Linked DNA regions of Homo sapiens: regions 1, 2 and 3 are each linked to region 4. Evidence: chromatin loops called from intact Hi-C (ENCODE). Cell type or tissue: sigmoid colon. All regions are shown on one strand.

Region 1 (5,000 bases), 60 kb after region 4:
CTTGGCCAGGCTGGTCTTCAACTCCTGACCTTGTGATCCACCCGCCTTGGCCTCCCAAAGTGCTGGGATTACAGGCGTGAGGCACCACGCCTGGCCTAGGAATTATTATCATCTTCTTTTCACAGGTGAGAAAACAGGTTGAGAGGATGGGTGACTTGCCCAAGTCATAGGATTGGTGGATGGTAGGGCCAGGGTTCATTCCCACTCAGCCCCATCTGCTTCCAAATTCCTAAGCGCTAGTGTGGTGTCATTTGCACCATGGCTTGATCCTTCCCTACTCTATTATACCAACTCAAGGGCAGGCAGAGCATCTTTATTTCAACAACATCTGTGCAAAGTCACTATGTGTCAGGCAACTGTTCTACATGATGGGATAAAGTGGCAAATGAAAAAGGACAGTATTTGACTCAGGTCAAAACTAAGGAAATCTAGCTGAGGGCAGTGGCTCATATCTGTAATCCCAGCACTTTGAGAAGCTAAGTGGGGAGAGACTCACATGAGCCCTGGAGTTCAAGACCAGCCTGGGCAACACGGAGAAACTGTATCTACAAAACAAAACAAAAAAAAAAATTAGCCAGGAGCAGTGGGGCATACCTGTGGTCCCAGCTATTCAGGAGGCTGAGGAAGGAAGATCAGTTGAGCCTGGGAGATCAAGGCTGCAGTGAGCCATGATTGTACCACGCACTCCAGCCTGGGTGATGGAGCAAGATCCTATCAAAACAAAAAACAAAAAACAAAAACAAAAAACCCTAAGGAAATCTGATCTAATTAGCCACTAGTCGTGGATTTGAATGAGCTGACATGGAGCCAGGCCTTGAAGGATCTTGAGGAACAGAGTCACTAGTCGTGGATTTGAATGAGTTCTGTGTCTTGACTTCAATTTCTAAGCCTCCGTTTTCCTCATCTATAAAATGATGATGATACCTTTACCACCCATATCATGGTATTTTTATGAGGCTAAATTACAGCATGCAACACAAACCGTCAAATACCCGAATGCTGTTAATTATTGTCATTAATATTATCAAATGGCATCTATTAAATATTTATGTGTCTGTGACGCTTGTTATCACATCTGTAGTTTTCCAGGAGTTTGATCTAAAAAAAGAGTTACTATCACTGATGGTGATTTATTAGGCCAGCTTCATATAGGAAGGTTTTTATATGTGGTACTTTTTATATGTGCTGAATAAATCTGATAGCCTTTAGTTAATAAAAACGTATCAATATAGCTTAATTATAACAAGCATACCATATTAAGATACAAAAAAAGAGAAAGGGAGGTGAGGGAGTATTGAGATACCCTGTACTATCTGCTCAGTTTTCCTGTAAATCTAAAAATGCTTTAAAAAAAATTAAGACTGGCCGGGCGCGGTGGCTCACGCCTGTAATTCTAGCACTTTGGCAGGCTGAAGCAGGCAAAATGATTAAGCTCAGGAGTTCAAGACTGGCCTTGGCAATACAGCGAAACCCCAACTCTACAAAAATACAAAAATTAGCCAGGCGTTGTAGTGCGCACCTGTGGCCCCAGCTACTCAGGAGGAGGGGGCAGGAAGATGGTTTGAGCCCTGGAGGTTGAGGCTGCGGCAAACCGAGATCATGCCACTGCACTCCAGCCTGGGTGACAGAGTGAGGCCTGTCTCAAAAATAATTGATTTTTTTTTTTTAAGAGCATGAACATGAGGTCAATTTTCTTGACTGGCTTATAAACTACCTCTTAAACTAATTCCAAAGAAGTGTAGTCCTATCGTCTTTAACAAAGAAGGTGGCACTGAAACGTGTGAATGGGGCCGACTGGGGGAGTGAGTTTGAACTAGGATCTCTAGCTAAATGTGTGGCACGTGTTTTTTAAACTTAATCTCATGCATTTATATTCCTCCTTTTATACAACACTAACATGTTTCGGGCTCCAAGTTCTCCAGCTTAATTCACTACATTTTAATTAACATACCCAGGAAGGAATTTACCACACCTCCTACTCCTCTAACAAGTAAAGTAAGTCCCAGAAAGGCTCTAGGAAGTTCCATTAAAAAAAAAAAAAAAAAAAAGTTGGCAATTTTTTTTTCCTTAAAAATCGCAGTCCCAATTCCCAAGTTCTATAGACAATCTTAAACCCAGAACTTCAAGCGTCTGTCTGTACATTAACATACTCCACCATACTATATCCGATTCCTGCCTAAAGAAGGGAGCTCAGCCTTTCACATACCCTGTCCAGAGACTCCTCTCAACTGTAACAAGAGACTCCACACTGCATTTGTGAGATCTGCACATATAAAAAGTCTACCACATATAAAAACCTTCCTATGTGGAGCTGGCCTAAGAAATCACCATCAGTGGCAGCAACTGTGTTTTTTAGATCAAACTCCTGGAAAACTACAAATGTGATAACAAGCATCAAAAATAAATATTTAACAGATGCCATTTGATAATATTCATGACAATAATAAGTAACAGCATTCGGGTATTTTATGGTTTGTGTTCCATGCTGTAATTTAGCCTCATAAAAATACCGTGATATGGGTGGTAAAGATGTCATCACCATTATATAGATGAGGAAAACGGAGGCTTACGAGTTGAAGTCAAGACACAGAACTCATTCAAATCCACGACTAGTGACTCTGTTCCTCAGGATCCTTCAAGGCCTGGCTCCATGCCAGCTGTGTTTTCACTCTCTCCACCAGAAAGACAGGATCCCTCTCATTTTTTAATAATTTTCCACAGTCCTCTTGTCATCCATGGAGGTTCTCTCTTTCTCTGCAGGCCACCTATCTGTTCATGCCTCCAATCTCCTGAGCAGAATTATATAAACCGACTCAGGCCTAGGACCTGGCTCACTCACCCAGGTCCCGCTGTGTTAACAAAGTGCCTTTGCATGCAGTGGAAGCTCCTCAACCCCAAAGGCCCCACAACCACGTGACTGATCCTGTGCTGCAAAACCGACACATGAGCAAAAGCCAAGGAACAAAAACAGACCTCGTTCCAGTGCTTCAAAACTTACGGGAAATTCAAGGTGACTTATTTTCCTTGACCTTAAAATAATGTTTAAGTTTTATAACATGGCTGATAATCATAAATGGAAAAGGGAGTTTTCTTTTCCCCTGGGGCCCTGAGCCAGCCCTCCAATTTGGGGCCAAGATTGTTGAGAAAATGTGCCACGATACTTAATTTTTGGCCAGATTCCAGAAAAAGTAGGGGAGAAAAATGAGTTTCACCATCCGTACAGCTTGGGCTGCTTTCACAGGCACCGCGCTCTTGCAAAATACAGCCTAAAATTGACTTCTGCATATTTCTCTTTGCCAAGTTGACCATTTTGTTAGTAGAACCTTTGATTCTCAGAACCTAAATCAAGTGAAAAGTCAAATATTTTTAAAAGATCAAATTATCTAAAAACTTCAGCTCTGCCTCAGTACAAAATATAAAGCTCCTGGCTTTATATACACAGATAGTGACTAATTCAGGGTGTTAACTTCTTGTACCTGAAAGAAAATGGAAGGCTTCCAAAGTACTGGGATATCACAGAAGCTGCTGAAAGAAGCAGTTTACTGAATGGTACTTCTGTGTCTTCACAGTTTTAACATGCTCAACGGTGGAAAACGAAAACTGTTTGAAGTGGCTAAAATTCAATGCTTGCTTTGTTTGTAACCAGAATAGCCAAAACTGAATATAGTTCCCCAAGATTTTTAATGTCCTGCTTACTGTATTTTTCCTTCTGCAGCCAATTAGAAATGATACTTTTAAAAAATAAAATGTTTAACTCTAGCATCAGTAACATACGTGCTTTGAATTTTTATCAGGAATGGAAAATGGAATGCGTAGAGCTACCCACATGTTCCTTGTCTTGCAAATATTATAGCATCAAATACCACAAAAATAATGAGAAATGTCCTCAAATTTCACAATTAATAAATAGTTCCTCTGTCCTGGTCAGAAAAGCAATGGAAGAATACCAGAGGGTACTTGGGAGCGTGCGTGTGTACACGCTCATGCGTGCGCATCTGTGGTGTGGCTGGTGGTGGGAGTGAGGGAAAGCGACAGAGTTGGGATGCAGCTAAGACTCCTGAGGTGTCCCCTAGGATGGAAATCCTCCACCTGCCCTCTACTCTGCCACCGTGTTGTGTGTTCTGGGAAGCTGACCCATTTAACAACAGGCTGTCTTGCCCACTGGCTCCCATTTTGGTTCAGCCAAATCCTTTCCCACCATATTCCCTGGGTCCTGTCAGGTGGCTCTCTATATAGGGTCCCCTGGAAACTGCTTCCTCCCTCACCCCTCAGGCCTAGGAGTGGGAGGAGCTTGGCTATTACTAGCCCCCGGATGCAGCCACGTCTTTGTGGCTCCTATATACCCTGTCCCCAATATTTTTTATGGCAACATTTTTAATATATGGCTTCCTTTTTTGGTTGTGTGTGTGTGTGTGTATGTGTGTATGTGTGTGTGTATGTGTGTGTGTCTGAAACAGTGTCTCACACTGTCACCAAAGCTGGAGTGCAGTGGCCCCATCTCGACTCACTGTAGCCTTGACTTCCCGAGCTCAAGCAATCCCTGACCTCAGCCTCCTAAGTAGTGGAACTACAGGGCACACCACCAGGCTTGACTAATTTTGTTTATTTTTTGTACAGACAGGAGTCTTACTAAGTTGCCCAGGCTGGTCTCAAACTCCTGGGCTCAAGCAATCCTCCTGCCTTGGCCACCCAAAGTGCAAAGATTACCAGTGTGAGCCACCACACCTGCTTGTTTTTAATATATGTTAATCAACAAGTACAATGACACTTGAGGACAGTACAAGTATCTTCACTGTTCTGACTGGGGTCTGTACAATAGTTTTCCTCCACAATAGAAGCTGACTTTTTTTGAAAATTTTTTATATAATTTAATGAAACAATTTGGTCTCCCTACCTTCTTCCCCTCTGTTCTTCAATCCATTCTAAACAACACTAGCAGATTAATTGTCCTGAAGCACCAAGGTAGGAGTGGCATTCCCTCCACACTAGAGTCCATTGTC
Region 2 (5,000 bases), 83 kb after region 4:
TAATTCCATCTCTGTTCCCACAAAACTTTGTTCTTACCTCTAGAGATACATTGTCACACTGCATGTCAGTCATGTGAATACTTATCTGGCCTATCCCCTACACCAGGGGCCCCTGGTACCAGTCTGTGGCCTGTTAGGAACCAGGCTGCATAGCAGGAGGTGAGCAGTGGGCTAATGAGCACAGCTTCATTTGTATTTACAGCCGGTCTCCATCGCTCACGTTACCTCCTGGGCTCTGCCCCCTGACAGATCAGTGGCAGCATTAGATTCTCATAGGAACGCAAATGCTATTGTGAACTGCACGTGCCAGGGATCTAGGTTGCATGCTTCCTATGAGAATGTAATGCCTCATGATCTGCCACTGTCTCCCATCATCCCCAGATGGGACCACCTAGTTGCAGGAACACAAGCTCAGGGCTCCCACTGATTCTACATTACAATGAGTTGCAAAATTATTTCATTATAGACCACAATGTAGTAATAATAATAGAAATAAAGTGTACAATAAATGTAACGTGCTTAGATCATCCTGAAACCATCCCTGCCACCCCACTCACTGTTTGGAAAAACTGTCTTCCACAAAACTAGTCCCTCATACCAAACAGGTTGGGGACTGCTGCCCTACACCATGAGCCCCTAAAGACAGGGACTATGCCACAGTCATTTTACACTAAGACCTCACTCCTAGAAGGTACCACCAATTGGGATGTTTTGGATGTAAGAGACAGACACCTAACTCAGATGAACTAGCTAAGTTGCCAAGAAAGTGAAACAGGAGATGCTGGGTTTAGGCACTGCTGAATTGCAGGTCAAAAATATGTGTGTGTCTGTGTGTGTGTGTGTGTCTGTGTGTGTGTGTGTCTGTGTGTCTGTGTGCACACGCGCATGTGTGCGTGTGCATGTGTGCATATGCATACGAGTGTCCCTTCCCTTCCCACCAATCTCTTTTCCTCCATCTCCCTGCTTTGATTTATCCTGTGTTGTCTTAATTTTCAGTAAGGTTTTCCCTAAGTCATAGAAAAACTGCCACTAGCAGCTCCAGCTTAACAAACTCACAGAAGGCAAAACTTCTTCAATAGTTGCAATAAGAATACTATGGCCCCTCCAAAGATGGTTGTGACCCTTTAGTCCATTTTCATGCTGTACCTGAGACTGGGCAGTTTACAAAAGAAAGAGGTTTAATGGACTTAAGTTCCATGTGGCTGGGGAAGCCTCACAATCATGGTGGAAGGCAAGGAGGAGCTAGTCATGTCTTGCATGGATGCCAGCAGGCAAAAAAAGACAGAGCTTGCGCAGAGAAACTCCTGTTTTTAAAACCAACAGATCTCATAAGACTCATTACCTATCACAAGAACGGCACAGGAAAACCCCACCCCCATAATTCAATCACCTCCCACCAGGATCCTCCCATGACATGTGGGAATTATGAGAGTTACAATTCAAGATGAGATTTGGGTGGGGACACAGCCAAACCATATCACTGGCCACGCTTATGTTACATGCCCATAACTGAGTCAGCAGGGTCACCTCCTCTAACTACATAGGGTGAAAATGAAACAAGGGCAATTGTCCAGGAAAAATCTGGATGATTTATTAAAAGATGGAGGAAAAGGATGCTGGGCAGACAAAGCCAACAGACATTCACTACTTCACAGATTCTGAAAGACTGTGACTCACTACTTTCTAGGGAGTATTTATTAGCTGCTTATGTAGAAAGCTGACTTACCCACTGAATGTCCAACAGAAATGGTCTGCAATGTCTGTCCCTGTATAATATATGTTTTCAAAATGAATTATTTCACTTTACTGCCTCATATGGGGTTATCCATGCTGTTTCATTCACCTGGCCCACAGTGAGAGCATTTGGCATTTATTTAAACACCTATGTTTTTCAGGACATTCTCTTCCCCTGTCGTATATAAGTATCTTAATGCCAAATGCACACACTGCAGAAAATGAAATGTGTTGGTGGCTTTTGTTTGGGGAAAGATTAGAGTATATAAAATCTGGCCAAGCAGACTGGAGGCTCACAGCCAGAATTATCCCAACAGAAATGGCAGGTCTCCATGCCCCACCCTTCAAAGTTCGAAAACACAAATGAGTGCAAGTCTTTGAAACTACAAATCCAACTCCATGAGGCTGGACGCCGCTTTCTCCCCAAAATAAAGCCAAGACCATTGAAGTTGGCATAGGTGGCTTCCAGTTGTGGCTTCTTCCAATATTTGTGCCAACGTCCTTCTCTCTTCTCTGAGAGAGGAGAGGAAGATGAGAAAGAGGATAGGACAGAGGAGAGGAAAAGGAAGAGAAGGAAAGGAAGACATCATTACACTATACACAAAAGGCTATCAGCATGTATCTGCCATTTACACATGCTGGGACTCTCACAAATAACTGAAAATAATCATTTGGGGTGGTCTCCAAAATGAGCCTGGAAGGAACAAAACAACTTTTCCCTATCCGGCCCAATCCGCTTTATCCAGCCTCTCTTACTTATACTAACCTGATTTTGCTTAAATTATTGTCAGCCTCAGCTTTTCACAGGAGCTTTCTTTTATGGATTTTCCATCCAGCAAATGTTTCTGTTCCACGGCTGGGCAGATCCGACCACAGCATGCTTGGCTACAGACCACAGCAGCTCACCCACAGCAACTCCAACCTGGGGGGGCAAAGGCCAGAAGCCATTATAAGGACTCAAAGTCATCAACTTTCTCTCTCTCAAGGGCACATATTTGGCAGGATAACCTCAAACATGTTCCCAACGTTCAAAATCATTATAAACAGAGGCAACAGCTTACAAGGTATCCTAAAGACAAGTGTGGGCTATTCTGAGGGGAGGATTGAAATATTTAATCATTTATTGAAAAGGTTTGGCCTAGTGATTATGCTCTGTTTGTGGGAAACTGAAAAGCCAGATGTTTTAATTAACCATGGAAAACACAAGCTACAACTAAAATTTCATGAACATACTGATCTGCCCCGTGGAAAACCACAGGAATGTTCTGGCAGGGCTCAGTCTGAATTCTTGGGACACAGAGGGCTGGAATCATTCCCCTTAGGAACTGAAACAGAAAATTAACTTGCTCAATATGCTTTAAAAAGTAAAGCGAAACCCAGATTTAATCTCAAATATAAAACATTACAGGACTTCAAAGGGCACCACAAAAAGACACATAAGTGGGGGCTATAAAAAATTCTAATGCGGTTCAGGATTTAGAATATATTTACATTGCAATATGAATGGTGTAATAGAAAATTTTATAGGCTACATAATCCAAAGGGGAAACGAATAATCTTTCATTTCCTAATAGAGGAAATTATATATGAAACCAACATTCAACAAGTAAATCATAAATATTATCAAACGTATAACATAACTGGGCAAAAGGAATCCCTTAACTATCCTGCTGCCAAACATGTGGCCTAGCCCACAGGCGCTGCCATGCTTTAGCTAGAGGAATCAGGGCTTAAGGAAAAACAGTGTGGAAATAACTTATGCTCACTGGTGGTGCAGCTAGCAATTCTGGCACAGAAAACTCAATGAGGGAATCTTATGAAAGCAATTAGTGAACATTAAGAGCTAATAGATTAAGAAGTCTTCATTTGTTAATTATAGTAACAGTTATGACGACATCTGTATATGCCAAATATTGAAAGTCTATTCAAGAGGGGACAGGACAAATGTTATTTTCAGATACTGGGTCCACAGTTCTATTTCTGTAAATCAAAACAGTCCTCGTCACAAGTGTGCTAAGCATAACATTACATTAATCTCTACCTTCAGTTGAAACCTCAGTCCCAAAAATCATCTCGAAAGGAACAGCAGAAAAAAAGCAAAATATCAAGTTATATATGTATGGTATGATCCCAATTTTGTTCTACAAACTGAGTGCATATAATCTAAAGACACCTAAGTATGAACAACAGCACTTTTGGGTTATGGAATGGAAAGCTATTTGTATTTTCTTTCTAGTATTTTCCAAATTTTCTACAATTAACATGTATTTTAAGAGAATTTTTAAATAAGGGGTTTAAGACTGCAGGAATACAAATCAGAAATGGGGTATCTATGCTATATTAGCCTGATCTTCGGTCTGCCTCTTATCTGAACAGAGCTAACAAATGAAGAAGTATTTATCTGATCACAGAAGTTCTTAATTTACACGTTCAAAACCCAAGTGTCCAGTAACACTTCCAGTGATGAACAACACTTTCCTAGAAATAAAAAATTCTTTTTTACTCTGCAAACTTGCCACAGACAGAGAACCATAGTTGTTTCCCTCCCTCACCTATCGCATCCAAATTTCTCTATCACTGGCCATGCCATAAAACTGTCACTAAGTTAAAAGAACGGGCTGGGCATGGTGGCTTATGGCCTGTAATCCCAGCAATTTGGGAGGCTAAGGCCAGAGGATCACTTGAGCCCAGACGTTCAAGACCAGCCTGGGCAACAAAGAGAGGCCTTGTCTCTACAAAAATTTAAAAAATTAGCCGGGCATGTTGGGACATGCCTGTGGGCCCAGCTATTTAGGAGGCTGAGGTGGGAAGGTCACTACAGCCTGGGAAGTCGGGGCTGCAGTGAGCCATGTTCACGTCACTATACTCCAGTCTGGGAGACAGAGTGAGACCTTGTTTCAAATACACAAATAAATTAAATAAATAAAAGAATGCCTCCTGGTGTTACCTACTCACAGGAGCAGGGCCCTTAATGACTCCTGGCACACTCATTTCTGATGCTCTTGGCATCCTGAAAAACACAAGACACAATGGTGGAATCTTTACACTGGGGCCTTGGCAACCCATTGCTCTAATAAGCCCGTGCCCAGAGAGGTAAAATGTCTTTCCCTCAGCCACACAGCCAGCAAAGCAGGAATGAGAGTCCAGACCATTTGCCTCCACTTTGACCAAGTGCTCTTTCCACCACTATGACATTTCAGCATGAACTCTTGGAAATAAACTTTGTACAAATCACGTGCAGGTATTAAATTCATACCAGCAAAACC
Region 3 (5,000 bases), 85 kb before region 4:
TCAGGCCATCTTCTCAAATTCACAGGTGTCAATCTAGCTCTACCTGGGTTCCAAGAACTTTCTCTTGACTTAGCCCTTCAGGCCTGGACGTGCTAATGAAAACCTGCCGCTGCCAACCCTAGAAGCCTTCCCCATACCTTGGAAGTTTTTCTTAAGTGTGCTCTCACCCCTGTGTCTCACTGGAGTCATCACCTATTTCCCACCAGGTCTCTGATTCACACAGAAATGTATTACAGTTGTATTTATTTCCTAGGGCTGCTGTACCAAAGTATCACAAACTGAGTGGTTTAAAACAACAGAAATCTATCGTTCCATAGTTTTGAAGGCAAAAAGTCTAAAATCAAGGTGTTGGCAGGGCCATGCTCCCCTGCAAAACCATTAAGGAGGGATTCTTCCTTGCTGCTTTGAGCTTCTGGTAGTCCCAGACATTCCTTGGTTTGTGGCAGCACAACTGCAATCTCTGCCTGTCTTCACATATCCATCTTCCTCTGGATTCACCTGGCATTCTCTTTCTTCTGTGTGTGTGTCTGTCTCCAAATTTCCTTTTTTTTTTTTTTTTCCAGACAGAGTCTCACTCTGTCGCCCAGGTTGGAGTGCAGTGGCGCGATCTCGGCTCACTGCAACCTCCGCCCCCCAAGTTCAAGCAATTATCCTGCCTCAGCCTTCCGAGTAGCTGGGATTACAGGCACGCGCCACCACACCTGGCTAATTTTTTTGTATTTTTAGTAGAGACGGGGTTTCATTACGGTGGTCAGGCTGGTCTCGAACTCCTGACCTTGTGATCCACCCACCTTGGCCTCCAAAAGTGCTGGGATTACAGGTATGAGCCACTGCACCCAGCCAAATTTCCTCTTCTAAGAACACCACTAAATATTGGATTAGGACCACTCTAATGACCTTACCTTAACTTGATTACAGGTGCAATGACTCTCTTCCTACATAATGTCAGACTTATAGGTACCAGAGGTTAGCTCTTCAATGTATCTTTCTGGGCGGACACAATTCAACTTATTAATATAGTGAATGTACTCAGAGATACCAGAACTGTTTGAGGGTAGGGAGAAATCTTCACCACACTATACTCTCAGGTTTTAGCCCAGGGCCAAGGACACAGAAGGAGCAATACATGTGTGCTCAAACAGACCAACAAATCAGTAAACCAGTTAATAAATGGCATATACAGCTACTTTTTTAAAAGGAGAAAGATTTATAGTTTTATTATAGTAAACAGAGACTAAAAGAACAGAAGTTGCCTAACCACTTCTCTGTTATAGAATTATAAGAAGGGATGCTGAACTTACAGCTTGCCTATACATCCAATTTCAGGCATATCTAATTCCAATATCTCCATGAAGATCTGTCTGGAGAAGTAAACCTCTTTAATCTAACATGATCAGAGAATATCTACTGAACGACTCACTACTTTGGGCTGGATTCTAACATAAATTCTGAGAATACACAGTAAGAATGGCATACAGTCGCTGCCTTTAAGGAACTCACATTTCTAGTGGAGCCAAAGCAACCTTACATTACAAATGCCGAGGGGCATGTGCATTGATGCTCATTGATCATTTCTCTGCTTTATTAAAAAAAGTGCTCAAAACATGATTTTACTTACATACCCCTTTTATCCCAAATGTGCAGAATATTCTCCAATTTCTGCTACAACTGCTAACTGCTACAACAAGAGACACTTCAACCCTTTGTCTCTACCACTGCTAACTGACATGTCCTTTCAGCATTTAGGGTTTGGTCTGGGTCCCTCTCCTTCCTCCCCACCCCAATGCTAGGCTATCACTCCCTAATACCAGAGGGCTTGGTTCTATCAGCTTATTTTTTCTGCTGATCCGTCCTCCCACCATCCACTCTCTTCTAACCCACTGCAAATAATGTCTTGTCAACTATGAAACCATGTTAGAAATGTACATAAATCCGAGTAAACAGGCCTTGAGTAAGGGCCCAGAGAGTCTTCAATAAGTGAATTGAACGTGTTCCAGTATATGGACAACAGGGAATCTATCTTTGGTTTCTCAAAAGGCTTTCACCCTTTTTTTGGCTTCAAATTACTAATCCAGTTCTCCCCTCACTCCCCTGCACCACAGTGCTTTTCTATGTTGAGTACTAATCACAACCATTTTTGTCTAATTTTGTGTTTAATTATTGTCTGACTTCTGCAATAGAATTTCAGCTCCTTGAGGCTATAAACCTCATGGACGTATCATTAGCACAATCCCTGGTACATGCTGCACGTTATTAATAAATATCTTCCTCTTCTAACATTTATGAGTCCTTACTGCCCCAGGCACTGTATGAAATACTCCACATGCTTTATCTCATATAATCTTAGAGTTGGCCTAGCAAGAGAACCATCACGTCATGATGCCTTCCCTACAGTGCACACAAACAGCTTTCAGGTAAATAAAGAATTTAAATGTAGTAAGAAAACACACACACACACACACACACACACACACACACACAACAACCACTCTACTTTCCCCTATATAAACCTCATTCTCTACAAAAACAGAGAACAAATTCTCTACTGATTTCTTATTTCTTAACCCAGGACTTGGATTAACTGATTCTAGGGACTCTCATGAATACTTTCATTCTCATTTAATCCAAACCAGTAAATTTACATTACTCAAATGCTTTTTTTTTCTTTTTTTCCCCACACAATATAGAAATATGGAAATATTCAAAGACTTTTATTAAATGAATTTTTATCCTTCTTTCTGGCCAAAAATATTAGGAAAACTATCTGCAGTATGAAGATTTATACAAACTCATAAAATATTAATAATGTTTAAGGCTATTTTTGTTTCACATAAAACCTTCATTATTTCTCTCCTCTATAAAATTCAGTGCTACAGAGTTAATAGCATATAGAAAATTTACTAAAATTAGACTTTAATTTCAAATTATTATTTAGACATGAAAAAAACCAACAATGTTGAATATAAGCCAAAAATCCCAGTTTCATAGCAGCGAGTGGCAAGTTTAAAATGGTGCTTATTTTTAATTTTATGTGCAATGTATAATTTACTGTAAAAACTAAATCATATAATTAATGGAACTCACTATGAGAATTAGCTAAGATGCTAGTTGTTGATCTGACACCAGGGGGCAGACATTTTGCTTTAACTCTAAGGTTAGCTAAGGTATTCTAAATCTTTTAGTTAAGGGACTGGAGACCTTTCTTTGGGAATCATATTACCATAGGAATTTCCAACTTTTAAAAATTAGTAAAGTGCCTAGAGATTAAACAGCAGTTAAAAACACTTAACAGCTGTGATCATGGAGCCTCTGACCACTAATGTGTACTGAACTTCCTATGTGAGGGTCATCAATCTGTTAAGCAATAGATCCTAAACAGACACAGCACTGGGGCTCAGGAGCTTCCAGTCTAGGGCTGGAAGTGAACATTAATTTCCTATTTATTCAGATGGGGCAAGGTGGCTCATGCCTGTAATTCCAGCACTTTGGGAGGCCAAGGCAGGAGGATTAGCTTGAGCCTAGGAGTTTGAGATCAGCCTGAGCAACATGGGCAACATAGTGAGACCCCATCCTATAAAAAATAAAAAAAATTAGCTGAGCATGATGGCTCATGGCAGTGGTCTCAGATACTTGGGAGGCTGAGGTGGGAGGATCACTTGAGCCCAGGAGGTCGAGGCTACAGTGAGCTATGATTGAGCCACTGCACTCCAGCCTGGTGACAGAGACTTTGTCTCAAAAAAAAATAGATTTTCATTCAAATTATTAAAGAACTGAAATGGTTATTACTGATACAAAGGAAATGCACTGTCCATCTTCTTCACATACCTCACAGAAGAAACACAGAGCCAAAGAAGGCTTGAGATGAGGAAATATCTCAAAATGCAAAGCACCTTGCTAGATGCTGAAGGGCAGTGGCTCTCAACATGGAAGCATGTAGGTGTCTTTTATTTTATTCTTAGTAAATACTAATTAAGAAAAGAACCATACTGTAATGAATTCAATATAGTTGTTTTTTTTTTTTTTAAGACGGAGTTTTGCTCTTGTCTCCCCAGCTGTGCACTGGCATAATCTCAGCTCACTGCAATCTCCAACTCCCAGGTTCAAGCGATTCTCATGCTACAGCCTCCCAAGTAGCTGGGATTACCGGCACCCACTACCACACCCAACTAATTTTTGTATTTTTAGTAAAGACAGAGTTTCGCCATGTTGGCCAAGCTGGTCTCGAATTTCTGACCTCAGGTGATCCTCCCACTTCGGCCTCCCAAAGTGCTGGGTTTACAGGTGTGAGCCACTGCACCTGGTCTCAATAAACTTTTAAAGAAACTTGTGTTTTAATAGTCTCAAGAGCGTCTATATATATTAATATTTGAAAAAGAGTCACACACATATAAAACACATGGTGTACATACAGACTGAAATATCACCTGATTCCCAAGAGGTCCGAGGCTAGGAATGACTACAGTGTGTGACAGATATAAAAATGATCACCAGAAAGACACTGGAGACATTGCTGTCACCTCAAAGAGCCTTAGTTCTAATGGAGATAAAACAAATGTGCACAGGAGTTTCATATAAGATAGAATGTAAAACACAAACTCCAGCTCCAAGGCTCAGGAGGGTGTGACATAGTGATGTGGCAGGCAATCAGAGGCTTCATGGTAGAAGCAGTGGAAAAATGGTTCAGCAACTCTCGTGTAAATATAATAGAAATGTTCTCTTTTGTACCTACAACAAGGTGCTCATATAGAAGATGGAAGAAAGGGTGGCCAGAAATAGCCTATGCCTGGATTGTTTTCTTAACCTTGGGTATTTAGCCCACAGCATACTTGACAACTGTCAAAGATGTGGTGCCCAGACCCAAGTCAGCAAGCTTGCCCCAAATCAGGCAGCTATGAAACTGGACTAAGTCACATATTCTTCTAGTCACACATTCAGGCTAAGGACATTTGGCTCCTACCTGACCAGAGCCGTGGTCTCCATGCTGAGATATAACTTAAATT
Region 4 (5,000 bases):
TTTTCAGGGGCAAAGCCTGTCCTCTCACACACATGGGACCCTTTCTGACCTACCCCCAGCATCCTAATCCTCTTCATGTGGAGTATAGGGAAGGGAAAAAGGACTAAAGTCCCTCCAAAGACTATTCTGGCATGTTTCCAGAGTCTCATTCTGCAACAAAAGCAGACACCAGGTAGGCTTCTTTCCAGGGCATCCGATTCCTCCTGGTGAAGACTTGTCACAGGGCTTCTTAGTCCCACTCTATTTGCTGGAAAAGGGAAAGTGATAGATCCAGAGCATCCAAACAAAAAGGACACTCTTTTATTACAACAAAATAAGACTGCAAATCTCTACCCTGGAAGTAGCGAATTACAAGAGAGGTTTAAAAAAAAAAAAAGCAAGAGCAAGTTACAAAGAAGGGACTTAATTTGGACTATTGAAATTTCATTTCTTTCTTCAGTGAAAGATAAATACATAGAAGTAACCTTTCTTTACTAGTCTCAACATCAAGATGTAAGATTATGTACTAGGTATGTGAAAACAAGGTCTGTATTTATGAGTATCTGAAAATAATGGCGGTCAACAGGCCTCAGATCACCAATTTTACAGGTTGGGTTCACATGCCATGTAAAAATCTAGAATCTAACTGACGGACTCTGAGACATGCACAGAAAGTTATCTACAAGTAAGGAGGTAGCCACGGATAAGACTATGCTACACTACAAAAATGTGGTTACTCAGGTTCATGGCATCTCAGTAGAGGGATGTGCAGAGCACCCATTCACTGAATTAATACTTAACATCTAAAGTTCTGCAGAAATCAGGGATTGCAATTTGGTGACAAAAATATCTTAAAATTCTTTAATAGGATGGTGGTAATAAAGTTTCCAATCAACATGGTGAGCTGAGGTGACAGGGAAGGGCTCTGCCTGTTTCAAACACGTGGAAAAACTGAGGGAGAGATCATTAACAACTAAGAAAATACTAAGAAAAAAATCAAAATCACAAGAAATAAATCCCTGGGCCAGAACCAAAGATAGAACTTAAAGTCAGATGAGAGAAAGTTAAAGCTCTGAAGATGTAAAAGGCTATCAGAACATGAGACAGGCTTAGTGTGTAGGGGCTGAGATCCTGATGAACCCTGGAGAACAAAGGGTCATATCTCACCAACAAGAAATCAAAATTTAAACGGCTCCCACCTAGAGGTATGGCATCCAAATACAGAACACCCATGAAGCATCAGGTCCCCAAGCCAAGAAAACAATAACATTAGGCTGGGCGAGGTGGCTCACGCCTATAATCCCAGCACTTTGGGAGGCCGAGGCAGGCGGATCACCTGAGGTCAGGAGTTTGAGACCAGCCTGGCCAACATGGTGAAAACCCATCTCTACTAAAAATACAAAAATTAGCCAGGCATGGTGGCAGGCGCCTGTAATCCCAACTACTCAGGTGGCTGAGACAGGAGAATTGCTTGAACCCAGGATGTTGGGGGCAAGCCCCCCAAAATCTGGCCATAAACTGGCCCCAAGACTGGCCATAAACAAAATATCGGCAGCACTGTGACATGTTCACAATGGCCCTAACGCCCAAGCTGGAAGGTTGTGGGTTTACGCGAATGAGGGCAAGGAACACCTGGCCCGCCCAGGGCGGAAAACCGCTTAAAGGCGTTCTTAAGCCACAAACAATAGCATGAGCAATTTATGCCTTAAGGGCATGTTCCTGCTGCAGTTAACTAGCCCAACCTATTTCTTTAATTTGGCCCATCCCTTCATTTCCCTTAAGTGATACTTTTAGTTAATTTATTATTTATAGAAACAATGCTAATGACTGGTTTGCTGTTAATAAGTATGTGGGTAAATCTCTGTTCGGGGCTCTCAGCTCTGAAGGCTGTGAGACCCCTGATTTCCCACTTCACACCTCTATATTTCTGTGTGTGTGTCTTTAATTCCTCTAGTGCCGCTGGGTTAGAGTCTCCCCGACCAAGCTGGTCTCCGCACCGGGAGGCAGAGGTTGCAGTGAGTCAAGATCGTGCCACTCCACTCCAGCCTATGTAACAAACAGCAAAACTCCGTCTCAAAAAAAAATAAAATAATAATAATAACAATAACACTGGTCCAGAAGCCAGGACACCCATGGGGCACTAACTGAGGAAAATGAGAAAGTGGGGGATTTGCACAATCCTAGTTGTACAGGACTCCCACATAAAACAACCTCTACTGAAGAGACTTACAGTGAAAGCTTAACACCAAACAAGAAACAATTTACCAAAAGAGACAGTCGACACAACTGGCAAAACCTGTGCCCAAGAGCTAGAAATAGAAAAGTAAATAGCGGTTGTTCAGGAAAAAGTTACCATGAATACAACTAAAGCTAAAGAGAACCATGTGTGTTGGAAAACAGGATTTGCAAAAACTTGTAATATGCAAAGAATTTCTCCCCTTATCAATGCTGAGCTAAGTTTCTAAGCAAGTACTTCATTCATTCATCCATTCGATATATATTATTAAGCATTTATTCAGCGTCAGGCTCCAATTACTCCCTCCCCCTCAGTCGTGGCTGGCACAGGCTCTGAGGATGGTTATTATCCAGTTCCACCCCTTAGCCCAAGATGACTCCACAAATACTGGAGCAACTACCGTAGATATAATAGTGTCCTCACTCACAGAGGAGAGGAGGGAAATAGTACTGGAGTTCAGACAAATTATATACATGTGCCAAAATATAAAAGGAATTTAGGACACAAGCAAGCATCAAGAGGGAGATTTAAGAGCTGCAGGAACACGTGCTTCCAGCAGGGAAACCAGGAAAACTCCCTGGGAAAGAGAACGACTCTGCTGCACCCCATGGCAAAAGCAGGATTTTAGCGGGTTACCAAAAGATGGATCCACATACCAGAGGGGAAACAGCAGGAGCAAAGGCACGTGACCCAAAGGCACAGGGTGTACCCTGGCAGGAGCAGCCCACACAGACTACTATAAATGTCTACTGAATAGCAATAATACTAACAACAATAACGATCATTCATCATGAGTAATGGGTAATAAAAATAAGGAGCAGTGAAAGGAAACCTAAAGGACTCAAATACCAGGGTGACCTTTTAAACTAGTGGGGACACACTAAACATTTTCAGCAGGGAAGCGGCATGGTCAGAGCCATGCCTCAGTTAGATTCATTTGGCTACTATGCATGAGTTAAGTTTGCAGGCAAAGAGACTGCAGGCCAAGGTCTGGAAGCTATTGTAACAGTCCAGATCCTCACAGCTGCAGTTGCAGTGGTGGCTGCAGTCATCCAAAGGAATGGATAGGTACAGACAAAAATGAACAAATATGCAATTTTTATTAGCAATTCCTGGAATATAGTCATGTGTTGCTGAACAACAGAAATACATTCTGAGAAATGCATCGTTGGGCGATTTCATTGCTGTGCAAACATCACCATGGAGTGTTCTTACACAAACCTAGATGGTACAGCCTACTACACACCGAGGCTAGATGGCACAGCCTACTACACACCTAGGCTAGATGGCAGAGCCTAGTGTTCCCAGGCTACAAACCTGTACAGCGTGTTACTGTACTGAATACCGCAGGCAAATGTGATACAATGATAAGTATTTGGGCACCTAAACATATCTAAACATAGAAAAGGTACAGGAGAAATAGGGTCTTATAATCTTATGGGACTACTGTTGTACATGCAGTCCATCATAGATTGAAACATTGTTATGTGGCACATGACTCATTTTAAAACTGGAGTTTTAACATAAACACAAATATCTGTATGAAAAGCCTGGCAAGAACAGCTCTAGCTATTTACTTCTTATTTTCGTGCTCAATGGATGCCATTCTGCATTCCATCCAAGAGCAGCACCCTGTCCTGAAAGGAGATAGCCTGGAAAGGCAGAATAATCTCAAAACAGAAAGAAAGAAAATTAAAACTCCAGTCTGACATACAAGCCTCAAAAACAATGTAGAGCACAGCAGTATGCACTGCTGACCCTTGACTGATGATTCCGACCACACCTGATGATAAAATTATTAACTATGGCATGTTGCTGTTGTTTTTTACTGAAATCGTTTCCCTTCTCCAGGGAACAGTTGTGGCCCTGTTCAGACACAGGCCTGGTGAGCAGGCCCCAGGTCAAATTGGCTTTCCTGCCTTATGTGAGGGCAGCAAGGGCTGCTAAGGTTAACATTTCTTTCTGCTATGAGTAGCCTCTGCAGAACGTCAGCTTGAGGTTTCAACAAGCAAATCTTATTTATTTATTTATTTATTTATTTATTTATTATTTTGAGTTTTGCTCTTGTCGCCCAGGCTGGAGTGCAATGCCACAATCCTGGCTCACTGCAACCTCCGCCTCCCAGGTTCAAGCAATTCTCCTGCCTCAGCCTCTCTCGTAGCTGGCATTACAGGCGCCCTCAAACACACCCAGCTAATTTTTGTATTTTTTTTTTTAGTAGAAATGGGGCTTTACCATGTTGGCCAGGCTGGTCTCGAATTCCTGACCTCCGGTGATCCGCCCACCTTGGCCTCCCGAAGTGCTGGGGTTACAGCACCCAGCCAAATCTTATTTAATGATCAGGAGAAGCAAGCTACAAAGGAGTACGCAGAAGGGAGGAATGGAGAACAAATCAAATAAAATAAGTAACAGTGTTCATGCCTTGGACTGAGGGATCAACACCGGGAAAAGAAATCAGAGATGGAAACCATGAGAGGGTACGAACCACACTCTAGTTCCAGGGAAGGGCATTTCAGGCAATGTGTTATGCAGATGTGTGCCCCCGGAAAAGCAGTCACTCACTCTCCCTCCACCAGAAAAAAGGCACAAAGTGACAAGCTCAGCAGAGGCCTCGGGGCAGCAATCTCTACGCTGAGCACAGGTAGCACGTTTCTGGCACCCAGTGAGGAGAAGATAGTTTTCTCCTAAAGAGCTTTTAGTAAGAAACAAGTCAAATGAAAATAAAGAGCTTCCTTGCAATTACTGGACAGCACACACCTCTGCAGCTCAGGGCCCTTCGGTAATC

The links. A loop is a pair of places that touch in the nucleus more often than their neighbours do. Peaks named below come from ENCODE experiments on the same cell type or tissue, not always from the same donor. Only the 100,000 strongest peaks of a DNase experiment are listed, where the experiment ranks them.
Region 1: it touches region 4 in a loop (2.9-fold over the local background); 3 of 110 quality-filtered maps call a loop at or near these places.
Region 2: it touches region 4 in a loop (2.7-fold over the local background); 6 of 110 quality-filtered maps call a loop at or near these places.
Region 3: a loop joins it to region 4, with 2.6 times the contacts of the local background. A loop is called at or near these places in 11 of 110 quality-filtered maps.

What each region holds. Positions count from the first base shown.
Region 1 is chr4:41,117,495-41,122,494 of GRCh38, forward strand. All of the region lies in intron 2 of APBB2 (amyloid beta precursor protein binding family B member 2), which reads right to left. Among named protein-coding and RNA genes, the nearest start is that of APBB2, 95 kb to the right of the region's middle. In sigmoid colon, no CTCF peak of the experiment used is centred here; DNase peaks (open chromatin) are centred at 2,897 and 3,197; H3K4me3 peaks cover 1,007 bases; H3K27ac peaks cover 342 bases.
Region 2 is chr4:41,140,487-41,145,486 of GRCh38, forward strand. It overlaps APBB2 (amyloid beta precursor protein binding family B member 2), which reads right to left. Exons shown (of 18, transcript NM_004307.2): 2 at 2,501-2,656. Among named protein-coding and RNA genes, the nearest start is that of APBB2, 72 kb to the right of the region's middle. In sigmoid colon, no CTCF peak of the experiment used is centred here; DNase peaks (open chromatin) are centred at 2,074, 2,635 and 3,005; H3K4me3 peaks cover 783 bases; H3K27ac peaks cover 1,868 bases.
Region 3 is chr4:40,973,310-40,978,309 of GRCh38, forward strand. All of the region lies in intron 6 of APBB2 (amyloid beta precursor protein binding family B member 2), which reads right to left. Among named protein-coding and RNA genes, the nearest start is that of NSUN7, 230 kb to the left of the region's middle. In sigmoid colon, a CTCF peak has its summit at 3,125 (motif pointing right); no DNase peak of the experiment used is centred here.
Region 4 is chr4:41,057,928-41,062,927 of GRCh38, forward strand. The region is part of intron 4 of APBB2 (amyloid beta precursor protein binding family B member 2); the gene reads right to left. Among named protein-coding and RNA genes, the nearest start is that of APBB2, 150 kb to the right of the region's middle. In sigmoid colon, no CTCF peak of the experiment used is centred here; DNase peaks (open chromatin) are centred at 2,554, 2,904 and 3,214; H3K4me3 peaks cover 591 bases; H3K27ac peaks cover 186 bases.